Linked DNA regions of Homo sapiens: region 2 is linked to region 1. Evidence: read pairs that join two places in POLR2A ChIA-PET (ENCODE). Cell type or tissue: MCF 10A. All regions are shown on one strand. Region 1 overlaps SLC25A23 (solute carrier family 25 member 23). Region 2 overlaps VAV1 (vav guanine nucleotide exchange factor 1).

The links. Peaks named below come from ENCODE experiments on the same cell type or tissue, not always from the same donor. Only the 100,000 strongest peaks of a DNase experiment are listed, where the experiment ranks them.
Region 2: POLR2A ChIA-PET joins it to region 1 with 5 read pairs; 3 of 35 experiments call an interaction of 5 or more read pairs at or near these places.

The regions. Positions count from the first base shown.
Region 1 is chr19:6,444,091-6,449,090 of GRCh38, forward strand. It overlaps SLC25A23 (solute carrier family 25 member 23), which reads right to left. Exons shown (of 10, transcript NM_024103.3): 9 at 61-211. Among named protein-coding and RNA genes, the nearest start is that of SLC25A41, 13 kb to the left of the region's middle. In MCF 10A, no CTCF peak of the experiment used is centred here; no DNase peak of the experiment used is centred here.
Region 2 is chr19:6,844,925-6,849,924 of GRCh38, forward strand. VAV1 (vav guanine nucleotide exchange factor 1) reads left to right here. Exons shown (of 27, transcript NM_005428.4): 23 at 3,074-3,190. Among named protein-coding and RNA genes, the nearest start is that of ADGRE1, 40 kb to the right of the region's middle. In MCF 10A, no CTCF peak of the experiment used is centred here; a DNase peak (open chromatin) is centred at 2,717.

The DNA.
Region 1 (5,000 bases):
GAGAAGCTGGGGCCCAAGCGATGAGACTCCCCCTGCCCCATCCTCCCGCCCAGGCCTCACCTTGTGCCTGCATGCGGGTCCGGACCAGGGCCAGCGGGTAACTGGCTATCTGGCCGCAGGTGCTGGATATGGTACCGCAGGCCAGGAGCACGAGGATGCCTGGGTCTGCCGAGTCGTGGCTGTACTGCTGAAGCCACCAGTTCTTCAGAGTCTGGAGTGGAGAAGGGAGTAGGGAGGGTTGGGGTGGGTGACCCTAGGACCCTGGCTTCAAAGGCCTGCTGGCCGGTTCTGTATCCCATGACAGGTGCTACTAGCTGAGCACTTGGTACCTCCTAGGGGCCGGGCCAGCCCTTTCCCTGCGTCCCCTCACCCAGTCCTCATCTGGACCCTCTCTGGTAGGTGGAATAAGGGTCCCCTGTACTGACTATGCCCTAATCTCTGGAACCTCTGCATATGTTACCCAAGATGACACAAAGGACTTTGCAGATGGGATTCAGTTAAGGATCTTGAGATGAGATTATTTTGGATTATCTGAGTGGCCCAATGCCATCACAAGGGTCCTTCTTTTTTTAAAAATTATTATTATTATTATTTTGAGATGAAGTCTTGCTCTGTTGCCCAGGCTGGAGTGCAGTGGTGTGATCTTGGCTCACTGCAATCTCCACCTCCCTGGTTCAAGCGATTCTCTTGCCTCAGCCTCCCGGGTAGCTGGGAATACAGGTGCGTGCCACCACACCTGGCTAATTTTTTGTATTTTTAGTAGAGACAGGGTTTCACCGTGCTGGCCAGGATGGTCTCAATCTCCTGACCTTGTGATCCGCCTGCCTCAGCCTCTCAAAGTGCTGGGATTACAGGAATGAGCCACAGTACCTGGCCTAATTATTTTTCTTTTTACAGAGATGGAGTGTCACTATGTTGCTCAGGCTGGTCTCGAACTCCTGGGCTCAAGCGATCCTTCCCCCTCGGCCTCCCAAAGTGCTGGGATTACAGGCATGAGCCACCATGCCTGGCACAAGGCCCCTTCTTTTTTTTTTCAGAGACGGAGTTTCGTTCTCGTTGCCCAGGCAGGAGTGCAATGGTGCAATCTCGGCTGACTGCAACCTCCGCCTCCTGGCTTCAAGCGATTCTCCTGCCTCAGCCTCGAAGTAGCTAGGATTACAAGCGTGTGCCATCACGCCCAGCTAATTTTTGTATTATTAGTAGAGATGGGGTTTCACCATGTTGGCCAGAGTGGTCTCAAACTCCTGACTTCAGGTGATCCACCTGCCTCGGTCTCCCAAAGTGCTGGGATTACAAGCATGAGTCACCATGCCCGGCACAAGGGCCCTTCTAAGAGTTAGAAAAGTAGGTGTAAAGACAGAAGCAGAAGCGAGAGAGAGATTGGAAGATGCTATGCTACTGGCTTTGAAGATGGAAGAAGGGACCACAAGCCAAGGAGTGCAGGCGGCCTCTAGAAGCTTTTTCAAGGCAACGAAACAGATTTCCTCCTGGAGCATCCAGAAGGAACGCAGCCCTGCCAACATCTCGATTTTATAAAGCCCAGTAAGAACCCCATTTTGGATTTCTGACCTCCAGAACTGTAAGGATATACATTCGTGTTGTTCTAAGACACTAAGTTTATAACTTGTTTGCTTGCAAGAAGGGTAAAGAATAAATTAAAAACAGCAACAGCAACAAAAGGCCAGGCATGGTGACTCACGCCTGTAATCCCAGCACTTTGGGAGGCCGAGGCAAGAGGATCGTTTGAGCCCAGGAGCCTGAGACCAGCCTCGGAAACATAGCAAGACTCTGTCTCTACAAAAACAAACAAACACACAAACAAACAAACAAACAAAAAAAAACTGGATGTGATGGTGCATGCCTGTGGTCCCAGCTACTCAAGAGGCTGAAGTGGGAGGATTGCTTGAACCCAGGAATTCAAGGCTGTAGTGAGCCGTGATGCACTCCAGCCTGGGCGACAAGAGTGAGACTCAGTATCAAAAAGAAAAAAGGTCGGGCCTGGCGTCCTCACACTGGTAATCCCAGTGCTTTGGGAGGCTGAGATGGGTGGATCACTTGAGGTCAGGAGTTCGAGACCAGCCTGGCCAATATGGCGAAACTCCATCTCTACTAAAAATACCAAAATTAGCCGGTGTGGTGGCAGGCACCTGTAATCCCAGCTACTCAGGAAGCTGAGGCAGGAGAATCGCCTGAACCGGGGAGGCGGAGGTTGCAGCGAGGCAAGATCACACCACTGCACTCCAGCCTGGGCAATAAGAGCAAGACTGTCTCAAAAACAAACAAATGAACAAAAAAACACTCTCCAACGACACTGCCTGTGGTAGATGCTGTGAGTACACCACCTTCATCCCTTCCCACTCCAATTCAGACCTGCTGACTTCTTACTGCCAACATTTACCCAAAGACTTTGCTTGTGGACTTTCTCTGAACGCAGGCCAGCCGGCTCTGACCACTTAGGAATGGGCAGAAAGCCCTGGGAAATTAGCATCTCCAGATGCAACCTTCAAAAGACTGACCTGGTGGATCAATACCCCAGCTCCCTCATCTCTCTGGTGCAGCATGTCTTATGCTGCCTCCCACAGATCTCTAGAGGGCTGGAACTCCATTTGCTAGGAATAGTAACTTGCTTGATAACATACTGTTACGGGTTGAATCATGTCCCTCCTTTGGGGGGGAACATGTTGATGTCCTAACCCCCAGTATCTTAGAAGGTGACATTCTTTGGAAATAGGGTCTTTGCAGATCTAATTAGTTAAGATGAGTAGGGTAACAGGGTAGACCCTTAGTCCAGTATGACTGGTGTCCGTAGAGGAGAAAGACAGAGACACACACGGAGAAAGACAGCCAGGTGACAGCGGAGGCAGAGATTTGAGTGAATGTATCTACAAGCCAAAGAATGTCCAGGGTTGCTGGGAACAAGCAGAAACTGAAAGAAGGAAGGAAGGAAGGATTCTCCCCTAACAAGTTTGAGAGGGAGTATGGCTCTGCTGACACCTTGATTTTGCACTTCTGGCCTCTGGAACTGTGAGACAATAACTTTCTGTTGTTTTAAGCCAACCAGTTTGTGATACTTTGTTACAGCAGTCCTAGGAAACTAACATACTCATACTGTGTGCATTGACTCCCTGTCTCATTACCTCCCCAATAAATCACTTGTCCTCACGTCCCAGTTTCAGGGTCTGTTTTGGAAGGATCTCAAACTAAGACCAAAACTATTATTATTATTATTGAGACAGGGTCTCGCTCTCACACCCAGGCTGGAGTGCAGTGGTGAAATCTCGGCTCACTGCAACCTCCGCCTCCTGGGCTCAGGTGATCCTCCCTACTTCAACCTCTGGAGTAGCCAGGATTACAGCTGTGCACCACCACACCCGGCTAATTATCTTTATTTTTATTTTATTATTATTTTTTGAGACACAGTCTCACCCTGTCGCCTGGGTTGGAGTGCAATGGCACCATCTCGGCTCACTGCAACCCCACCTCCCAGGTTCAAGTGATTCTCCTGCATCAGCCTCCTGTGTAGCTGGGATTACAGGCTTATGCCACCGGGATTACAGGCATGTGCCACCAGGCTTGGCTAATTTTTTGCTTTTTTTTTGAGACGGAGTCTCGTTCTGTCGCCCAGGCTGGAGTGCAGCGGCACAATCTCAGCTCACTGCAACCTCCACCTCCCGGGTTCAAGAAATTCTCCTGTCTTAGCCTCCCAGGTAGCTGGGATTGCAGGCACACACAATCACACCCGGCTGATTTTTGTATTTTTAGTAAAGACAGGGTTTAACCATGTTGGCCAGGCTGGTCTCCAACTCCTGACCTCAAGTGATCTGCCTGCCTCTCCCTCCCAAAGTGCTGGGATTACAGGAGTGAGCCACCATGCCCGGCCCTATTATCTCTATTTTATAGAAAAGAAACTGAGGCTCGGGAAGTTACTTGCCCAAAGCTACAAAATAAAGGTGAGAACCAACATTCACAGCTGTATGTGAATCTAGAACTGTGCACCTGAAGACTTTAGGGTGGCTAATCCCTTCTGAAGCCTTCTGCCAAGGTGACTGTAAGAACAAGACCTTCTTTGCTTTGCGGCTGGGAGAGGCTTATAGGTTTCATTTCCTATGCCAATTCTAATCCACCAGAAATTGCTGCCTGAAACTGGAATTGTGTTGAGCAGGACTCAGTGCTGTGATGGATTAGTAATGCCTAGCCCAGGCACAGACTGGGTAAAATAGGCAAGTACTTAACATTATTGCCTTTGAAATTTTAGAAGCCTTCTTTTGGGTCTAGAACAGCACTTGCCAAATAGATGTTTAATGGGTTATTATTAAGATCAATCTGTTGAAAAGAAGTTCTAAAGACGGCCGGGTGTGGTGGCTCATGCCTGTAATCCCAGCATTTTTTTTTTTTTTTGAGATGAAATCTCGCTCTCTCACCCAGGGTGGAGGGCAGTGGCGCGATCTTGGCTCACAGCAAACTCCGCCTCCTGGGTTCAAGCGATTCTCCTGTCTCAGCCTCCCGAGTAGCTGGGATTACAGGTGCCCACCACCACGCCCAGCTATTTTTTGTATTTTTAGTAGAAATGGGGTTTCACCATGTTGGCCAGGATGGTCTTGATCTCTTGATCTTGTGATCCACCCCCCTCAGCCTCCCAAAGTGCTGGGATTACAGGTGTGAGCCACTGCACCTGGCAATTCCAGCATTTTGGGAGGCCGAGGTGGTCGGATCACTTGACGTCAGGAGTTCAAGACCAGCCTGGCCAACATAGTGAAACCCCGTCTCTACTAAAAATACAAAAATTAGCCTGGCGTGGTGGCGCACACCTGTAATCCCAGCTACTCGGCAGGCTGAGGCAGGAGAATTGCTTGAATCTGGGAGGCAGAGGTTGGAGTGAGCTGAGATCACACCACTGCACTCCAGCCTGGGTGACAGAGTGAGACTCTGTCTCAAAAAAAAAGAAAAAAAAAAGTTCTAAAGACTAGATTAATGTGGCCAGCACTGGGTTAAAAACAAAA
Region 2 (5,000 bases), 400 kb after region 1:
CAATAGAGCTGGGAGTAAGAGGAGGTGGGTGAGGTGAGTCGGGCAGTCAGATTCTGTCTTTATTCAAAATGTTGATGTTTGTTCATCATGGTTTCTTTGCATTCATTAAAAAAAGATGTTAAACACCAACTCGAACCAGATTTGCATTCGTTTTTTAAAATTGAGGTGAAATTCGGCTGGGCGCAGTGGCTCACGCCTGTAATCTCAGCTCTTTGGGAGGCCGAGGCGGGTCGATCACTTGAGGTCAGGAGTTCAAGACCAGCCTGGGCAACATGGTGAAACCCTGTCTCTACTAAAAATACAAAAAAAAATTAGCTGGGCATGGTGGCGCACGCCTGTAGTCCCAGCTACTCAGGAGGCTGAGGCAGGGGAATCGCTTGAACCTGGCAGGCGGAGGTTGCAGTGAGCCGAGATTGCGCCATTGCACTCCAGCCTGGGCAACAGAGCGAGACTCGGTCTCAAAAAATAAACAAACAAACAAATAAATAAATAAATAAAAATGAGGTGAAATTCATACAACATAAAATTAACCTTGTAATTGTTACTGGCATTTCTATTTCTATTCATATTTACATTTATATTACATATTAACATTTACATGATGTTAGATATTATATGCAATTACATATGATTTATAATTAATACTTATCATTTATATTGTGTATTTATGTTTACAACCTATTATATATTATACCACATATCATAAAATATATTTATATTATGCTATGTATTTTCACAAATTAATGTTTTTTATTTATGTTGCACATTTATGTTTATATTATATTATACCATACACAATATATTATAATAAGATTTATAGGTTACCTATTTACTTTACATTATATTATATTTATCTACAATTATGTATAATATATAACTAATATTTATTCTTTAAATTGTATATTTACATTTATATCATCTTATCACATATTATACCATATATCATAGTATATTTATATTACAGATTTGCATTTATATTATGCTACATATTCTAGAGAATTAACATTTATTATTTATATTGCACATTTATGTTTATATATCATATGCGTTATATAATATACTATACTGTAGCTTTATATATTACATATTTACATTTACATTATGTTAGGTGACATAAAATTATATATTATGTATAATTAATATTTATTATTTATATATGTTACATTTATGTCATATTGTACGTTATGTATTTTAACATACATTTACATTAACATGATGTATTTACACTTATATAAAATTATATATTATGTATAATTATGTATTACACATAATTAATATTCTTTATTGTATGTTACATTTAAATCATGTTGTACATTATATACTATAATATACATTACATTAACAAGAGATATTTACGCTTATATAAAATTATGTATTATGGGCTGGGCACGGTGGCTTATGCCTGTAATCCCAGCACTTTGAGAGGCTGAGGCGGGTGGATCACTTGAGGTCAGGAGTTCGAGACCAGTTTGGCCTACATGGTGAAACCCCGCCTCTATTAAAAGTACAGAAAATTAGCTGGGCGTGGTGGTGTGCACCTGTAATCCCAGCTACTCCAGAGGCTGAGGCAGGAGAATTGCTTGAACCCAGGAGGCAGAGGTTGCAGTGAGCCAAGACAGAGCGAGGCACTGTCTCAAAAAAAATTATATATTATATATAATTATGTATTACATATAATTAGTATGTATTATTTATGTTGCCCATTTACATTTATAATATATTGTATGTTATACCATATATTATACATTTACATAGACTATATATGGTGTATTCCATGTAATATAAATATTACATGTATATTTATATTATATTCATATTATATATTATAGGGTTATATATAACTATCTATATTAACATATAGCTATCTACAATAGATAGTTATATATTATTATATAATGATTATATATTATTATATATAACTATTATTTATATTGAATATTTACACTCACATTATAAATATATTCATGTTATATTTATATTCAGTGGCTTTTTGTTTTTTTTTTTTTGGAGACAGAGTTTCGCACTGTTGCCTGGGCTGGAGTGCAGTGGTGTGATCTCAGCTCACTGCAACCTCCGCCTACCGAGTTCAAGCGATTCTCTTGCCTCAGCCTCCTGAATAGCTGGGATTACAGGCGCCCGCCATCAAGCCCAGCTAATTTTTGCATTTTTAGTAGAGACGAGGTTTCACCATGTTGCCCAGGCTGGTCTCGAACTCCTGACCTTGTGATTCGCCCACCTCGGCCTCCCAAAGTGCTGGGATTACAGGCGTGAGCCACAGCGCCCAGCCAGTGCCATTTGGTATATTTGCAATACTGCGCCGCCATCACTGCCGTTTAGCTCCAAAACATTCTCAGCACCCCCAAGAGAAACCCCATCCCGGGCAGTTGCTCCTGCCTCCCGCAGCCCCCGGGAACCAAGGGTCTCCTTCCTGTCTCTGTGGATTGGCGTGTTCTGGGCATTTCCTATGAATGGAAATCACACAGTGTGTGGCCGTTTGTGCCTGGCTTCTCTCACTGAGTGTGATGTTTTAAGGCTCATCTCCATTGTAGCCCATGTCAGTGCTGCTTCCCTTTTGATGGCTGACTTTATTCATTTTGATTTCTAAGAATATTGTATTAGAATACTGTTTGTTTTACTTATTGTCATTTACCTTGATGACTAGGTTTTTTGGCTCTCACTTACATTTTGCACCTGAGGCTCGTGACTCATTCTCCTTCCCCTACTTCTGTCCGGGTGACCACAGAGATGGGCACACAGTGAGCCTTCAGGAAATGCCTGGTGAAGCCATCGCCAAATTCCAGACACCCAGCCAGACCCAAAGGGCTGAGCCATCCCCCCGAATCCATGTGTCAAACCTTAGTGGTGACCTGTAGAAGTGGAAGCCCGCTCCCCATGTCTGGGCTCCGGCCCCTGCCTCCACGGGGCCTACCTTGGTGCTGAAGGGCTGTTAGAGCCAGGCTGTCACCAACTTAAAAAATCAAAGGGGTTCAGGGGGAAAGGCAACCTCCATATGGCAATATGGGGACCCAGGCACGGGGACCGTGCCACCTCTGTCCTTGGTGTCTCTTTGCAGGTACGCAGGCCCCATGGAGCGGGCAGGGGCAGAGAGCATCCTGGCCAACCGCTCGGACGGGACTTTCTTGGTGCGGCAGAGGGTGAAGGATGCAGCAGAATTTGCCATCAGCATTAAGTAACTCCTTTCTCCCTGACTCATACCCTTTTGGGGCCTGGGCCCTGCGGGCCTGGGAAAAAGGGTATCCAGGTTTTACTTTATAGAAGTGTACGGTAATAGCATCCACCTTTTACTGAGCCCCTGCTGGTTCCCACGTGCCTTTCACCTTCTTTATTTCTTTTAATTGACGACCACAAGAAAGAGATATGATTCCTATAGAGGCTCAAAAAGGCTCTTAAAATTAATTAATTAATTTGAGTCAGAGTCTCCCTCTGTCGCCCTGACCTTTCTTTTTTCCCCTTTTTTTCTTTTCTTTTCTTTTCTTTTTTTTTCTGACAGAGTCCCTTTGTCGCCCAGGCTGGAGTGCAGTGGTGAGATCTCAGCTCACTGCAACCTCCCAGGTTCAAGCGATTCTCCTGCCTCAGACCCCCGAGTAGCTGGGATTACAGGCGCCTGTGACCATGCCCAGCTAATTTTTGTATTTTTAGTAGATACGGGGTTTCTCCATGTTGGCCAGCCTGGTCTCGAACTCCTGACCTCAAGTGATCCACCCGCCTCGGCCTCCCAAAGTGTTGGGATTACAGGCGTGAGCCATCGTGCCTGGCCTGAAGGCTTTTATTTTTAACCAATTTTCATATATATGTTTTTTCTTTTTTTTTAACTTCCAGGAATTTCTAATTTTTTTAATTTAATTTTATTATTATTATTGTTATTTTGGTGACAGTCTGTCTCTGTTGCCCAGGCTGGAGTGCAGTGGTGAGATCTTAGCTCACTGCAACCTCTGCCTCCCAGATTCAGGGGACCCTCCTAGCTCAGCCTCCCCAGTGGCTGGGACTATAGGTGTGCACCACCACATCCAGCTAATGTTTATATTTTTTGTAGAGACGAGGGTCTCTCCTTGTTGCCCAGGCTGGTCTCATACTCCTGACCTTCAAACATCCTCCCACCTCAGCCTCCCAAAGTGCAGGTGTGAGCCACTACATCCCACCTATATATTTTTTTTTTCAACTTATTTTAGAATCAGAGGGCACATGTGCAGGTTTGTTACAAAGGTATATTGCACAATGCTGAGGGTTGGGGCCATGAATGATCCCAACACCCAGGGAGTGATCATATACTCGGTAGTTTTTCAGCTCTTTCATCCCACCCTCCTCCCTCTAGTGCTCCCCCGAGTCTACTGTTTCCAGCCTTTTTTTTTTTTTTTTTTTTTGAGATGGAGTCTCACTTTGCCGCCCAGGCTGGAGTGCAATGGCATGATCTCAGCTCACTGCAAACTCCACCTCCCAGGTTCAAGCGAGTCTTCTGCCTCAGCCTCTTGAGTAGCTGGGATTTACAGGTGCACGTCACCATGCCTGGCTAATTTTTTTGTATTTTTAGTAGAGACAGTGGGGTGGGGGGTGGGGGGAAAGTTTCACCATGTTGGCCAGGCTGGTCTCGAACTCCTGACCTCAGGTGATCCACCTGCCTCGGCCTCTCAAAGTGCTGGGATTACAGGCGTGAGCCACTGTGCCTGGCCAATATTATTCCCATCTTTATGTCCATGTGTACCCAATGTTTAACCCCTGCTTATAAGTGAGAACATGTGGTGTTTGGCTTACTGTTTCTGTATTAATTCATTTAGGATAATAACACCCAGTGCATCCACGCTGCTGCAATGCACATGATCTCATTCTTCTTTATGGCTGTATAGTAGTCCATAGTGTGTGTATATGTACCACATTTTCTTATCCAGTCCACTGTTGATGGGCACCTGGGTCGATCCATGTCTTTGCTATTGTGAATGCTGCTGTGATGAACAAACAAGGGTGTGTGTCTTTCTGGTAGCACA